Regions from separate parts of the Mus musculus genome. Here region 1 is linked to region 2. Evidence: chromatin loops called from intact Hi-C (ENCODE). Cell type or tissue: heart. All regions are shown on one strand.

Region 1 (8,000 bases), 71 kb before region 2:
CCATGCTGTACGCGCAGCCAAGGTTGAAGACGGGGAGCGTGGCTGTGCAGGGCAGGTGGCAGGCGGGGCGGGTCCTGGCCCGATGGACGCTTCTGGCCCTTTGATTGCTCGTGCTGCTTCTTTGGCTTTGTTAATGACGTATAAGGGCATGAACTTCGGGGTCCTGCTTATGGCTATTTTTGGTTCTTTGTCACTGGCCTGCTGTGTGTGAAGTTAAGTCACTCTAATCTATCTGTAGATGACCACTGATAGGTTAGAACAAATAACATAAACGTAAATATTCACATGAGTGCCTCACCAAAGGGACATGGCTTCCTGGCCGTTCCTGTGTGGTGCTGGTTTTTATTATAGGAAGATTAATCCAAGGTAGATCTTCCTACCCATGAGAGCAGAAAGGACAGAGTTGTAAGGCTCCTGGTTTTGTTTTCTTTGTGTTGCTTGGTTTTAGGTTGTATAAGCATTGCTATGTGCTTACCTGATGGAGGTGGCTCACCCATTTTCCCCTCTAACTGCTGGCCAGATGAGAATGAGGGCTTTGTGAGGTAGGTCAGGAGTCCAGTGAGCTTGACAGAAGAGCCTAGTGAGGAGGACCCTGTGATCAGTCCTTGAGAGCTGTCCTCTGCCTCTCTCTGTGCATTCCTTTCTCCACGGTAAGCCCTGCTTCCCTCTGCTGTGCTCCTGCTCGCTCGCTCTCCTCTCTCCCCCCCCCCCTCTCTCACACACACACACACACACACACACACACACACACACACACACACACCTGTCCTCTGTCCAGGAGGTGACTGGCATACCGCTGCCTGACAAAGGCCTCTAGTTTCTGTGCTTTGCAAAAGTTTGCCAGGATAGAACTTCCAAAGGAAGCTTGGCCAGAGCTGGCCTGTGCTAGATGAACTCCAGTTCTCTAGAGTTCAGCTCATTCCAGAGTCTGTCGCCCCAGCTCCTGGAGAATGAGTTGTTCATCTAACGTGCCCTCAGACAACAAATGCACATGCTGTGATAGTTAAACAGCCCCAGCCCCTCCTTAGCACGATATGAAATGGCACCCAGGTGGGCTTCCAGAGCTGCAGATAAAAACAAGAAAATATTCTAGGCAAAAGACAAGTTTTCTTAATTTGACATTCACACAGCAGATTCAGAAAGGATGCTAACCGGGGGAAGAGAAAGATGGATGGCAGTGAGAAGCTGGTCGTGGGCCAGAGCGAGCAGGAAGGGCGTTAGTGAGAGGAAACGATAAAGGTTCCTGATGTCGTTTGTCAAGATTAGTGCCTGTAACATGAACCACAGAGTGTGCAAAACATGTCTCTCTTTTGTTTAATCCGTTCTGCCTAGCTTTTTAAATCTTTCAAGCCTCAGCCCAAGCCCATCCATCCCAGTAAATATATTTTCCGTGGTTTAATTTACCCTTAATAAGACTCAGGGTATATTACAGGTTTGTTTCTGTGTGTAAACATTTCCTGCCGGCTTTCTCTCGGCATTGCCAGCATAGGCCACGCACACTGCTGCAGGGACATCATTGCCACGCATGCGCTGCAGGGACAGCACCACTGCCCTCCCTGCTGAGCTCACGTCTCAGCATCTATCACGTGCTCCGTTTTGGCTTCTCTGGAGGTAGAAATTCCGTGACAGCTTGTTCCAAGGGGGATGCATGCTGCTTATTGGCAAACTGAGCAAGCAAAAGAAAAAAAAAAGAAACACACAGTGTCATTGATATATCCATGTTTCTAATCTGTGGTTACACAGAAAACATGAATTCAGCATTTCTACAAACTCAGAAAACTTAGCCAGTGTTTTTCCCCTTACAATGTAAAATATTTGTGTGTTAAACAAAGCAATAATTTCCTATCCTTTCCAAATGATGCTTAGCAGCAGTGAGGGAGACAGGCAGGGCTTCTGGTTTTGAGAGACGGTGTGCAGCTCGAAGAGCTTGGTGAGGGAAAGGGCACTGTTCAGCCTCTCCTTAGCAGCCTGTAACCCTTCATGCCAAGCTCCACCGCAGTATGAAAGAGCTCACTAGACCCGGTCTGTCTGGCATTCACCAGATGAATGTGGTGGCTTCTCTTCCAAAGGAGCACGTCTTCTCTTCTTCTACCACATTTGAACTTAAGCTTTGTTTCTTCCTCTTCCTCCACATTCAGCGACCAGGAAGACACAAGAGCTTCTGCTCATTTCCACCTGACCTTTCTTCCCCTCTCGGATCCCTCCCAAGCCGCTAGCAGCCTCGTGCTTCACCACCCTCCTCCCCCATGTCTGCTTGTGCCTGTGTCTGTGTGTTCTTCTTCACTGCAGTTATCTGCTGTAGTGAGAGTCACACACCTTGCTCATTTCTGGAGCTTGTGGACTGTCACCGCTGCAGCCGTGCACGCAGCAGCATACTGCCTCTGTGGACTGTCACCACTGCAGCCGTGCACGCAGCAGCATACTGCCTCTGTGGACTGTCACCGCTGCAGCCGTGCACGCAGCAGCATACTGCCTCTGTGGACTGTCACCGCTGCAGCCGTGCACGCAGCAGCATACTGCCTCTGTGGACTGTCACCGCTGCAGCCGTGCACGCAGCAGCATACTGCCTCTGTGGAAGGGGAGGCATTGACCTGCTGTACTGAGGACTCGAGACGTGAGGGGTACAGTGCTTTTATGAGCTAATGGAAGCAGAGACGAGGAGAGTGTCCGAATCCATTTGGCTACATTTCGGGAAATGGTGGCTAAATGAATAGTGTCTAGAGCTGGTGTGTTCTTAGCTCTTCCGTGTGAGTGTTCTAAAGGAGCAGGCCATTGGTCCCGAAGGAGCGAGCGTTCCTTCTACTTCCCTGTCTCCTGCTCCGCTGAAGCTGAGGACTCTGATGTGTTGATTGATTATAGCCGTTAAGCCTAGTACTAATCAGTTTCATCAGTTACTCTCATTCACACACGTGCACCTTTGATTTCTCTTCCACGACGGGATGATGTGGGTTGTCATTGACTAATGAAGAGCAGAATTGATTTCGGCACGAGACAAACGGAATGCCGACACCAATCCTGAAAGGCATTAATCTTTAATAATTCACATCTGCATGTTTATAAATGGTATACCCGGGGATTGTTAGTGTTGACATTCTCTCTTCCAAACAGAAAGTGACACCAGGATTTGTACTTGCAAACTGCTTTAAATGCACATTGCAGAATGCCAGGGTGTGACCTTGTGAAGGCTGCCAGTACAGTGCTGCATGGGGGCTTCTGTTGCACTTCAGATGCTGCTGCTTCAGGTGTGTCCTGTGCCAGGCCCGGCAGCCCGGCTGCCCACGGCCTCCCTGCCTTCCTTTATCACCACTTGCCTCATTCATTCCACAGAGCAGACTGTGGACATGTTTCTAGGACCATAGGGAAGTGCACTGGGCCTGCACGCGGAGAGTATGGGAAAAACATGAAGTTCATGAATAAGTGTGCTCTTGGTCTGGGGGACATTTTGACAGTTAACCATTCAGACTGGAGTTCAGATCCCCAGACCCAGATACGGGGGATCTTCAGAGCAAGCTAGCTATAGACTTTGATTGGAAGGCCCTACCTCAATCAATAAAGCAGGCACATTATAATTATTTTGTTACATTATTATTGGTGATCCTTTACTATGCCTAATAAATAGGAAACTTTACCAGAGACATTTATGTATGTAAAAAAATATAGTTAATATATAAGGTTCAGTGTCCTCTTCAGATATTAGGGAAGGGTGGTCGCAGTGGGCACACAGGGTTGTGTGGAGGAGGAGGGGTGAAGAAATTAGAGAGCAGTGTCTGTGCTTAGAAGAGGAAGGGGCACAGCGGAGGTGGAAGGGAAGCGTTTGGGCTGACCCTGTTTCTGTGACCCTCCTTAGTAATTCTGCCTAACCATTCAGAGGGAGGGTTTGTTTTGGTTGATTTGTTTATTTTAGCCAAGTTAGGTGTGAAAGTTTGGATACTGGGGCTGCATTTCAGTGCAGATGTGAGAGAGAACTCTGGGTTTGAAGCTAGAGGTGTCTAGCCTTCTGAGCATTCCAGGGGCAGCATGGATTGCTGGCCCCACCCTCACTTAGGAGGTAGTGGCTCTGGCTACCCCGAGCCTCCAGTCAGCCAGTGTGCTGTCCTCACTGTCCCTCATGAGGGCCATTGCTTGTGTCTAGGTGACTGTTAGTTAGTCATCACTGAGAAGCATGGGGTAGAGAACCACCCCAGGCAGTCTTTGTAGTTGCCAGGTTTGTATTTGGTTTCCTGGCCTTTCTAGAGCTAGGTTATGAACTCTGTTGGTAGTGCTGCCACAGTGAAAAAAATACAAGAGGAGTTACAATCTCAGGCCTGAGGTCACTGGTGCTGTCCCCATCTTCACGACCATCACCGTGAATCCATTACACACACACACACACACACACACACACACACACACACACACACACACGATTATGACAAGTTCTTTTGATTTTTTTTTTTAAACACAAAACTGTCATTTGTAGAGAGCTGCACCTCAGTCCTCAGCGTGTTGCTCTGTCTTGTCCCCTCCTCTCCTATGTTTTTTCCCTTAGAGACAGTCATGGAACAGATTTGCATTCCTGTAGTATTATGACTCTGGGCAAGCCCTTTGCCCACACAGCTGAAGTCAACTACCCTGTGCTTACTCTATATTATCCATCCTACCCCTCAAGGTCCAACTGAGTCCTTTTCTTGTTAAGTGCAGCTTCCCGTTACATCAAGGGTGGAGAACCGTGCCTGGCCAGGAGAGGGCGCCCAGTAGATGTTGACCAAGTGCAAGCATGCCAATTCTGAAAGGGGACAAAGAAAAAGAAAAAGAAAGAAAAGGAAAAAGAAAAAGGAGTCTAAGAAAAGACAACTCTGAGGTTATTCCAGGACTAGCTTTCATCCTGAGCTGTGGCTTGGTGGGTTGTCTCTCACTGGCCTTTTCCTCCCCTCCTCAGAGAGACTCAAAGGGGATAGATCAGTCTGTTATCTTTGTGCTTAAGAACAGCACCTAAAACCATAGTTCTCAACTTGTAGATCTAAGCCAAGTCTTTGAGTCTGAAGGCCTCTGCCTGGTTCTGAGCCTTCACAGAGATGCATTAGCATTCATAGCACAATAGTAGCTGCTGACTGAATCCCTATCTCGACAACGGGTAATTAATACGCTCTAGATATTTGAAAAGTGTGCTTGATAACTACCTAGCTAAAATCTAAAGTAAGCCTGGTGCGTATGTGAAGCTGTGGCTCAGAATGTGGCTCCTCCCCTCTGTGTCCTAGTGGTCTCTGTCATGCAACCTCCAGTTGTCCCAGAGGCTCCAGGTAACCTGGACACAAGTTCTGAAGAGCTGTGTGCACAAGAGCACAGTGCTTGTTCCACACCCCGCCGTGCTAGGTGGAACTGGACTGAGCCAGCTCAGCACTCGTAGAACCACCACACACACACACACACACACACACACACACACACACACTCACACACACACACACACACACACACACACACACACTCACACACACACACACACACACACTCTGAACTGAGCCAGCTTGCCCCCCACAACGTCCCCCTCACTGGACTGGACTGGTTCAGGGTTTAGCTGCACACTGCCCTAGGTTTCACTGTGCATCCTTCTCTTCAAAAGCCATTGACTGAAGCACTGCATGCATATATGTGACACTGAATGGAGACCTCACTCAGATGTTATTACATCTAAATGTGAGCAGTGGTGGTAGGTAGACCCCCAGGTCTTGGGGATTTCGGCCTTGCTGGTGAGTTTCCCAGAGCAGTACAGCGCGTTAGCTTTTACTTTTCAGAGGTTTTGGAGCTGGGATGTAGGTTGGTGTCTTCTTGGAAGGTGTAAGCCCTGGGTTCAGTTTCTGGCACCACACAAGCAAAGCGTGAGAGCGCATGCTTGAAGACCCAGCCCTTGGGATTAAACCTCAGCTCCATGGGAAGGTGAAGGCCAGCCTGGACCACATGAGACCCTGCACAAAAGGAAAGAAATAGCGTAGTCACCTCAGCATCCCATAACCATGAAGTTTGTATCCATAGCCACCCATGTCACAACCCAAATTTGGTGGCACACATCTGTGATTCCTGCTGAGGAGCCAGAGACCAGCGGAGCCCTGGAGCTGGCTGACCAGCCAACGTAGCCCCATCAGCATGCTTGCCTTCAGGGAAAGACCCTGTCTACAATAATAAGTGGGAAAGACCAAGTCAGCCTCTAGTCTGCACATGCACACACATACACATGCACACATACCACAAAATTGGCCTGTTAATCAGTCAATATAGTTTAAAGTCAAACATACAGAAGTTTTAAGTTTTACCACAAGAATAAACTGCTAGTGTAGTTTCAAATACAATAAATTTTTAAAACTTTCAGAAACCAGGTTAATTTCACGTATAAATTGATTAATCAGATATTTAACAGACATTAACTCTACATTTAGTAGAATAGAAACTAGTTTTTAGTAATAATAATATGTGTATGTATGCAGAGGACCTGTGTAGCACATATGTGGGGGTCAGAGGATAACGTATGAAGTCCCTTCTTGCTGAACCCACTCGGGCCACCAGGCTCACATGGCAAGTGCCATCTTTTCCACCCAGATACCAGTGTTTAAATGTTGGTTTCTGAGCTGAAAATCTAGTGCTCTTAAACAGTACAGCTTATCCTGCCACCTGTCGCATGCATCCAGGAGTAGTGTCACCATGCCTAATGACTGGGTGTTGTGTTAAAGCATGGCCTCTTGTGCCTGCAGGGCCCCTACACCTCCTTTTACAGTGTCTGGGCTTTAAGCTGACCAGTACCGCAGAAGGCAAGCCCAGCCCTCCCACAGGGCATCTTCATAGCTGCTCCTGTTTATGAGTAGCATTGTCAACCATGTTGGAACCCAGACTGAGGGTGTGACAAGGAAGGGGGGAGTGAGCACAACTCTGATTGAAGAAAGAGGGGACCTGGCCCTACAGCCCTGCAGCCCTGCAGCCCTGCAGCCCTTCAGCCCTGCAGCCCTGCAGCCCTACAGCCCTACAGCCCTACAGCCCTGCAGCCCTGCCTTTGTCCTGCAGGAGCCCTGCCTTTGGCCTGCATGGGGAAGAGAGGAGCAGGCAGCACTCAACTAATCTTTCCCCTGGGGGTCCAGGTAGACAAATTGGCAACCCCATTCACAGCTTTTTTTTTCCCTTGTCCCCTTTGTATCATAAGAACTGCTAATCGGATCCATGCTGCTGCCGTGGCGGTTAGTTATTAGCAGAATAAAGGCAGATTTCTTCAAAAGAACGGGTGGGGAAAATGACTATACAAAATTGCAAGGTTGTTCGAATCTTAAATGCACAGCAGTCGATTTCCCCCTTATTCTGAATTACACGATGAATACAAGTCTTTCATCTGTCACTATACCCGTTTCCTCACAAGGCAGCCAAATATAAGCTTCTCAAACAAAAAGAAAGGAATCTTAGGAAGAGGAAAAATATTGAAGAGGAATAAGAATGGGTAAGAGAAGGGGGAAATTCGGTTTTGTTTCATTAATTTGTCCTGGTGAGAGAAATACAAACTGCCTGCTCTGTGTGCCCCCCGCCCCGCCCCATCCTACAGAAAGCAGGGCTGTGAGCAGAGTTAGCGTGCGTGCTACACTTCTGTGTGTCATGGCTGGGTTGTGTGTGAGTCAGATTCGGAACCTACTACCTCTAAGGTAGACATCAGAATACTGTCATCCCGGGAGAGAGAGTCGCATTATGTCATGGTCCCCACTGCTGCCACCAATGCACTTTTTCTCATGCAGACTTTTGAGTCATACCACAGGCCTGAAAGCTGTCGCAAAGGATGTGTTCTGACAGAATGTTACCACAGGCACCACAGGCTCTGTGGTGGACCTTACCCAGTTGCTCAACACCCAGACTGACTCCCCAAGATAGACATGGCCCCTGTTGTGCCCTCCTGTCCCACTCTCCCACCTCCTGTTGAAGCCATCACACTGGGTGTGAGCTGAGGAAGCCGAGAGCCCTGCCTCCATGGTTGCCTTGTCTTCAGTGGCTAC
Region 2 (8,000 bases):
AGAGGGGCTCCCCGGTGTCCAGTCTGCCAGCAGTGGGCAAGAAGCCCCTGGACCTGTTCCGACTGTATGTCTGCGTCAAGGAGATTGGAGGTTTGGCGCAGGTGAGCCTCCGTCGGGCGGAGTGCTGCAGGCAGGCCTTTGGGCGCACTGCTCGGTTCGGGATGTTGTGTTTGGCCTCTGACTTTTCTAAGCCTGTAGGCTGGTCCCCCTCCTAAGACTCTGTAGTGCTCGGAGGGAGCTACAGTTCCTGACTCTGCTACCCACTCCTGTGGCCTCAATTCCCTCATCCGTCCTAGACCAGCAGACCTTTTTCCCAGGCAGCTCTAAGATTCTCTGGTTACAAATGACTAAATTCGTCATAGATCAGATACAAATCAAATCACAAATCAGATACAATCACTATATTTCTATATCCAGAGCAACTTATAAATTCAAACTGCACATAGTGGGACTTGCCTATAATTCCATAGTTGGGAGGAAGAAACAGAAAGATCAGGAATTCAAAGACAGCTGCAGCTATGTGAGACCCTGCCTCAAAAGAAAGCAGAAAGGGCAATTCAGCTGTAAGAATAAAGCCATGCTTACAGCTCCTGGATAGCTACAGTAACCCCCAGGGCTTACTGGGTGAGCAGGCCACACACCCAGGAATAGAGTTCAAGGTGAGGCTCACCTTTTGTCTGTGCAAAAGCCCACCATTGCTTGTTGTGTCAGAATGTTCCCCTAAACCCCTGTATCCCTGACACTCCACTTTGTTCACCCCATTATTTTTGCTGAGGGGTCTGGTTGAAGTAGGGGTGTACCTCATCTCACCATGGCCTTTATCTGGGTGTACTCACAAGGCACAGGTCACTAACCTTGGGAATTGATGAGGAAGCTCGTGTATAACTAAATAAATTACAATAATGTCCCCACCCGAGTGTGTGGCGGGTAAGCTCCTGCCATGACTGGGGATCTCCTGTGGACTCTAAAGACTCCAGGTCCCCACCCTAGATCAATTCTGTGACGCTGGCTGGGTCCCCAGAAGCCTAATAGGCAGATGGAATGAGACAACAAACACCCCACCAAAGCAACCTGTCACCCTATGTCTCTGGGGTTCTGGGGTGCAGGGCAGACCTTCACTAGTGTCTGGACCCTTTAGGTGCCTGCCCCCCACAGGACTGAGGCCTATAACTAGATCCACTAGAACTCGGGTCTAGCTCTTCGGAATCTCAACATGTGCTGGGTAGAGCACCTCTCCCCTGTCTCCCTATGCCTCTGCCTCTCCCACTCTGCTTAGCTCTCCTAGGCTGGACTCTAATGCAAATCTCCAAGACTAAAGCACTAGAATCCAGGCATCAGGTGGCATGTGTGGCTGTGGTGTGTGTGGCTCTGGTCTGGCTCCCTGAGTCACGCCAGTGTATTTAAGCAGATTACGGCTGCACACAAGCAACTCTGCAGCTTAGCCAGTGCACACCCAGGGGACACCACCAATGCTGTCCCACACCAACAAGGTCATATCCTAGCACTCTGGTTGGCCATCTCTGAAGCAGCTGTGACCTGCTGTTTGCACCCACTTTCGTTAAGTGCTGAAAGATGTATTTCCCAGAGCAATCCAGCAGTGTGTTTATTGTTGTGACTATTTAGTACTACGTAAATGGATGTAAAGAGCCTTGTGCCAAAGTTTAGATCCATAAATTCATTAATTCATGACCATTGCAAGCTACTCAACATAGTACCTGTCCAAAGACACAAGCTTCCTTCTTCCCTGAGTTATTTGTGTGTTCATGTTTCATTCATGACTTTAAGTTCTTACTTCCCATTCCAAGTTGGAATGAGAAAGTTGAAGCAATGCATCTATGTACCTGTGCCCTTCCATGAACGCTCGCGCGCGCACTCACACACACATACACACCTTCTCTTGGAAGGCTGATGGAAACCCTGTAGGACACACACAAACCACTCAGCTGCTGGCCGACACTCCAGCCAGGGAGAAGTAAGCACTTGTGTGCTCAGCCCACAAGGAGCCTCAGTGAAAGCCTTGTGGGAGACTGTATCCCGAGTCACAGGCTCACACTCTGGCTGGTGGGAGGAAGCATTACTTTTTCATGTAAGAATGGTGCCGTTATTATAGTTAAGGCACACTTTTCTTTTAAAGATTAGGGGTGTGAGAGAGAGAGAGAGAGAGAGAGAGAGAGAGAGAGAGAGAGAGAGAGAGTGTGTGTGTGTGTGTGTGTGTGTGTGTGTGTGTGTGTGTTGGGTTCTCCATTCATCGGGGGCTCAGAAATCTGGAAGCTCTTATTCAAGTCTATAGGAGCCGTAGCAGGCAGAGACCCCAGCAAGTGGGCTTTTATGTAACCATCAGCAGGTTCCTTAATGGTTTTATGGCTGTAAATGCTGTCTGTGTGCTGCTGAGTGGGAGTGATGAGCATTAGTTAAAAGAAGCAAATGAAAAAAGTAAGCCAAGACATTAAGTGCTTGTTTGTCTCCAGGCTTTAAACAAGCCACTTTGCCACGAACCAACCATCCTGCCCATTTTTTTGCTAGGTTAATAAAAACAAGAAGTGGCGTGAGCTGGCAACCAACCTGAACGTTGGCACTTCCAGCAGCGCAGCCAGCTCTCTGAAAAAGCAGTATATTCAGTACCTGTTCGCCTTTGAGTGCAAAACTGAGCGCGGGGAGGAGCCCCCACCTGAAGTCTTCAGCACCGGGGATTCGAAGAAGCAGCCAAAGCTCCAGCCGCCATCTCCTGGTAAGAGCAGTGCTCCAGCTGGGCCCAGCAGAGTGGGCCTGGGACCAGGCTGAGCCAGAGCTCCAGAGCCAGGAGAGGACCCACCCCCAGCAGAGCTCAGGCCCTCAGAGAAGGACAGAGTGCTGCAGGGTGTGGTGCTGCCCTGCCTGTCAGACCGTGCCTCCCATCATCTCATCAGAGTAGACTTAGAGTCCTGAGCCACATACCTCTGTGTGTAACACAAGGATTTAAGAATAGCCATCTCTCTGGATGGAGTAAACACCTTCATGAACCCACTCTGGTATTTCACAGTCTGGGTGGCGCCACCTTCAGGCCCAGTGACTGGCTTGCACTACCTCTTCTGTCTGGGCCACTCCAGTTTGTACTTTGAAAAATAAAATCTGGACTCAGGTTCTGCTGTCACCCGAAGGGAATCCCCGCCAGTGCTGAGGCAAAGGCTGTCGGGTGCATCATGGGGACCAGGTGTACAGGCAGCTCCTTCCTGCCCCTGCACCCACACAGTGGATAAGGTCACTCTATCTTCTGGCATTCCTCCCACACCCCACACCCCCGCCCTTAGACTTTGAAGTGTGAGATTACCACATGCTGTAAGCTGGCAAATCCAGTGTTAGAGACAGGGAAATCAGCCCCCTGCCCGGTTCTGCATGGTGGCCTCACTCAGGTAACACCCCGCCCCCCATTTCTGGTTGCTGGTCACTGGTCATCACAGATCCCACTTAAGGCTAGTTCCCTGCAGCATTGGTGGCACCCTGCCGCTGCTGTGTAAGGTGGGGCCTGCGCACACTCAGCAGTCACTGCTCCTGTTCTGAGGCTAACTGAAAGCCCATGTTTGTTGAGCAAATGCAGTATGCTAGGAGTCTCCTGTTTACTGCACTGTTCCAGCACAGCCCGTGTCCTATCACACCTCCAGCAACACTTTAAAAAATGAAGTTTAAAACCAGCGCTGGCATAAATACCTGTTGCTCACTGTGCCCGATACGATCTTCTGATTCTTCCCTTCTCGTGGCGCTCCACGCAAGACAGCGGTCCCTCGGTGTTTTCCCGCCCTTTCCAGGTCCCTGTTTGAGCACCAATCTGTAGTACCACGGCCTGCCTGAACCAGGTATTCCTGGAAGGCAGGCTGGGGCTGAAAGAGAGAGACTAGACGGCGAGGAAAGAATGAAGCCAAGACAAGTTTTCTCTGATCAAGGCCCTCGAGTTTACTAAGACAATGTGCTTATAAAAGGGGGGCGGGGGAGGCCCATCCCCGCCAATCCATTCTTGGTGCCTGAAGCCAGCCTGTAGGCGATGGGCAGGATAGGATGTGTCTCCAGAATGTCTCAAGGGTCTCTCAGCAGGTAGCAGAGTCTCAGAGTTGGGCAGCGGTAGTTGACATAACAATATAGCCATCTCAGTTGGAAGGCTGCACCCCAGGTGATCTCATTTTTTAGAGGCAGCAAAGTCTGAATCAGCCTGCTTCAAGGCTGGGGGCGGCTACATTTACTTCTCAGTCCGTAAGGTTCCCATGAGCCCTGGTGCAGGTGCAGTATTGATGTCCCCAAGACAGTGAAGGTAGATAAGCTCTTAGGACCCCAAAGCTACCCCATGATACTGCAGGAACCCTGTTTGGGGCTTTTTGATCATATGTTGGACACAAACTCACTCGATGCCTTAGCCTAGAAGGAAATGCCTTTGAAGCAGGCCCAGTGTTTACATCAGAATCTAGAGAAAGAACTCTGTTCCCTTGTAATTGATTCTCTGGTGCCAGTCAGCATCAACGAGCAGCCAGCCATGCACTGCCCTGCCCATCCTTAGACGGAGGTCCAGTTCTAAGAAGGAAACCCTCCTCGGCAGCCTCACCCTTAATGACCCCAAACATTGACCACTCAGGACATACCTGAGCACGGGACAGGCTGATTTTAAAAACCACACATTACATTCAGCTCACAGACTTAAAGAATTGGTCTGTGAACAGCCCTGAACTGTTCTTCCAAAATAACACCCCAGTGGGGTGCAGGGTCCAAAGCAGTGGTGTCTGCAAAGATCTAAAGATACGTTTATTTGTCAGGAAAGAGCCTGTGTCCCTGAATGGCTTGCACTTGTGTGTGGAGAATAGCGCTCCCAGCATGCCTGAGGCTCAGAACAGGAAGCCCTGCTGGGGTACAGGTCCTGCAGAAAGTGGAGGCCTGCTCTCCGAGCAGCCAGCACTTTCCTTTCCCCAGTTTAGGACAGCTACCCTTATAGCGGCAACATTATCATTTTACCTGCACAGAGGAACTGGACTTGATCGACCCATCTTGGTCCAGATGTAGCAAGGTCCTGCTGTGACCTGGGGACAGTAGGAGCAAAGCTTCCTGATGCTGCCTGTGCAGTCAGTGTCCACTCCAGAGACACCATGTGGTGTATGCTGGGCCACACAGCCCATCCACGGGGCAGAAACAGCAGCAGCAGCCTGCAGCCCATAGCCAGGCTTATGCATCAGAGCCTCCCTGGCCCCTTGCCCTTCCTTGCAATTGTTGAAAAGAGCTATTCCTGTGCCAAGATGTTTTCTTGGTCTCTTTTAACATACAACTTGTAAAGCTAACTTTCAGTTAAACCTTTCTTAACAAGGCAAACTAAACCAAAAGATTTCCAATGAATGTGTTCCTATATCTTGTGTCTTTGTTCTGGGAGGGTTTTTTTGGTTTTTTGTTTGTTTTGTATTTCCAGCCTGTCTGGGTTTGCTGTGGCTTTATGAATCTAAAGTTGAGTTCAGTCAGGCCTTGGAGGCTTGTCTCACTTCATCTCTACAGCTACGCCATAGAGGCAGGCACTCTGCAGACAGCTGCGCCTCATGACCTCTGCCAGGGCGTTAGCACGCAGTCTGCGTCCCTGGGTTCCATGCGACCCTAACCCTCAACCTCCCCAAGTTAGTGGAGAAGTCCAGTCAACAGCACTTGTCCCCAGCAGACTTGGGGAAATGGCACCGAGGAGGGGGGCAGGCACAGACAAGGGAACTCCACTCAGCTTGTAAGTTTGTAACCTAAAACCCATCCATCTTTGCTGGCAGGTGGCTGGCTGCATTTTTATTATTAGCTGACAAGTGATGTCACAAAACCTGTCTCGCTTCCAACTAGGGAATCCTCAGAGGAAGATAAATGAGAACGGGCTGCTGTATAAGCAAAGCTGCCCTCCAGTTGACCTCCAGACACCAGACCTGGGTCACATGGGCTGTTCTCCCCCCCCCCAACCCCCACCACACACACACACACACACACACCCCTCCCTTTGGCACTAGGGCACCAAGTTCATGCTGTGTAAATTATCTTCCCAGCCGGGAGCCCTGGCTGTTCCTGTCTGAAGTGTGAATGTGCTTAACCTCCAGTAACCTTTCCATTGTTTACTTTAGAGTATACATTCATAGCTTCTGGCAAAAGGTAGGGATCTCCTAGAGAGTAAGCCAGCCTCCTCTGCTAATGGAGTGGCAAGAAGGTGGATTCAGGCTTTTTTTTTTTTTTTTTTTTTCTTAAAAGGAAAGGAAAAACACTAACAAGAAAGGAGCTTTCCTTTATTTATTTATTTATTTATTTATTTTACTCTCTATAACTGTGAATTCTTTCTAAGTAACGGTCATTCTAAAATCACAGCAGCCTAATAGCCACATTTCCAAGGAAAGTCAGCCTGACACAGAAACAAGTTATTTCTCCTCCTCTGCAGTAGGGGGTTGATGGGGAAGATGGATTAGAGTGCTACAGGACACCCCTTCCTCCCTCACTGTGGTTTTCCTTCTTCATGCACATTTCCAGAGTTCTAAGTGTCTGTTAGCTGCCTGAAGCCATCCCTAAGTCTCCCTGAGCTTCATGAACACAGTGGGCCACCACTCAGGCCACAGGGCCCCTGTCTGACAGACAACACTTGTACATAGCTAGTGCTTTCTAAGGACAAGTTGTCAGGTCCAAAGAAAAAAGCCCCAGTTCCCTGTACTCCAAAAGACATCCATATATCCAGAAATGAGCTCAAGCTAGACTGTATGATGTCTGGCGGTTATATAAAAGCCAGCCTTCTTCAAGAACTTATGAAACTGGTCCCCATCTAACAGAAGGAACCATTTCCCTTACCTCTAGCAGAAGGACAAATGGCTACCTTTGTTACATATCAAAGCACAGGCAGGCCTCTGGCTCCCTCAATATCCCAAGTACCTGTTCTACATTTCAAAGTCCACACTAGCACGCTGCTAGCATGCTGTCTTCCCGGGTTCCCTCTGCCTACACACAGTTGTTCTTTCTATAATGGCAAGGTTTTCTCTGCCCTGGCTAGTCTCACCTTGCTCGCTCTAGTCTCTATCTCTTGCTGTTCTCCTTTCTCACAGATAGCCCTGGCCAGGTCCGCTCTGCTGGCCATGCTCAGTCTACTTTCTCTCCCTGCTCTGGACTCTTCCAGATGCCTCTGGCTGCACTCTTATATCTACAATAAAAACTTGGACGATATCACAGAGTTCCTGTGGATGGATAGTTTCTTTACTGACATGCACCTTTCCCATTTCTGATCCCTTCATTAAGTAATGGTTTGGAACTTGCTTAACCAACATATTCTCTGATGTAAAAAAAACATGGGGTGAGGAGGGACCACAGAGAGAGAGAGAGAGAGAGAGAGAGAGAGAGAGAGAGAGAGAGAGAGAGAGAGAGAGAGAGAGAAAGAGAGAGGAAAGCAGGAGATGTTTCCTAAGCTAGCGGTCTGCAGAGTTCACAGTCCCAGATAGTTGTTGCAGGTGCCAGCACATGGGGCTGTGTGAGCTGTGTCAGTTTGCTGCTCTAAGTTCACCTGTTGAAAAGAGCCCAGATCATCGGACACAGATTCATCCAGCATGCTCCTGTCTAATCAATACGTGGAACGAACATCTATCTGTTGAGTATCTAACATGCTAAAGACTGTGATAGATGATAAAGCAGGAGCTCTTGGAATACTTTGGTTTCCCTATAAAGCAAGGTTAGTTTATCCCGTGTGAGCTTGGAAAGGGGCTCCTGTCTGAGTGCTGTTATTCTGAAGTCATCCTGGCTGAGCCTGAGTCCCGGAATTCTGACAACAGCATCAGAGACCTGCAAGTCAGTGGAATAACAAATCCGAGTCACAGCTCAAGTGACAGTGTTTTTAACGATCAAGCATAGATGTCCAGTTGTTGAAGAGATATTAAAATACTGTAAGGTGCCCTGTTAACGGTTGTAAGCACTTTTCAGCTGCAGACATTCCCACTACTGAAGAACCCGCGTTCTGAAGCCCCAGATTACAGCCCACCAACCTCAAACACCAGAATTGT

What was found. Hi-C counts contacts between places; a loop is a spot of excess contacts. Peaks named below come from ENCODE experiments on the same cell type or tissue, not always from the same donor. Only the 100,000 strongest peaks of a DNase experiment are listed, where the experiment ranks them.
Region 1: it touches region 2 in a loop (2.1-fold over the local background); 7 of 42 quality-filtered maps call a loop at or near these places.

The regions. Positions count from the first base shown.
Region 1 is chr17:5,247,916-5,255,915 of GRCm38, forward strand. All of the region lies in intron 5 of Arid1b (AT rich interactive domain 1B (SWI-like)), which reads left to right. Among named protein-coding and RNA genes, the nearest start is that of Gm34854, 28 kb to the left of the region's middle. In heart, CTCF peaks have their summits at 4,714 (motif pointing right) and 4,936; DNase peaks (open chromatin) are centred at 16, 1,206 and 1,596; H3K27ac peaks cover 1,907 bases.
Region 2 is chr17:5,318,750-5,326,749 of GRCm38, forward strand. It overlaps Arid1b (AT rich interactive domain 1B (SWI-like)), which reads left to right. Exons shown (of 20, transcript NM_001085355.1): 12 at 1-101; 13 at 2,524-2,728. Among named protein-coding and RNA genes, the nearest start is that of Gm29050, 89 kb to the right of the region's middle. In heart, a CTCF peak has its summit at 3,044 (motif pointing left); a DNase peak (open chromatin) is centred at 5,822; H3K27ac peaks cover 1,608 bases.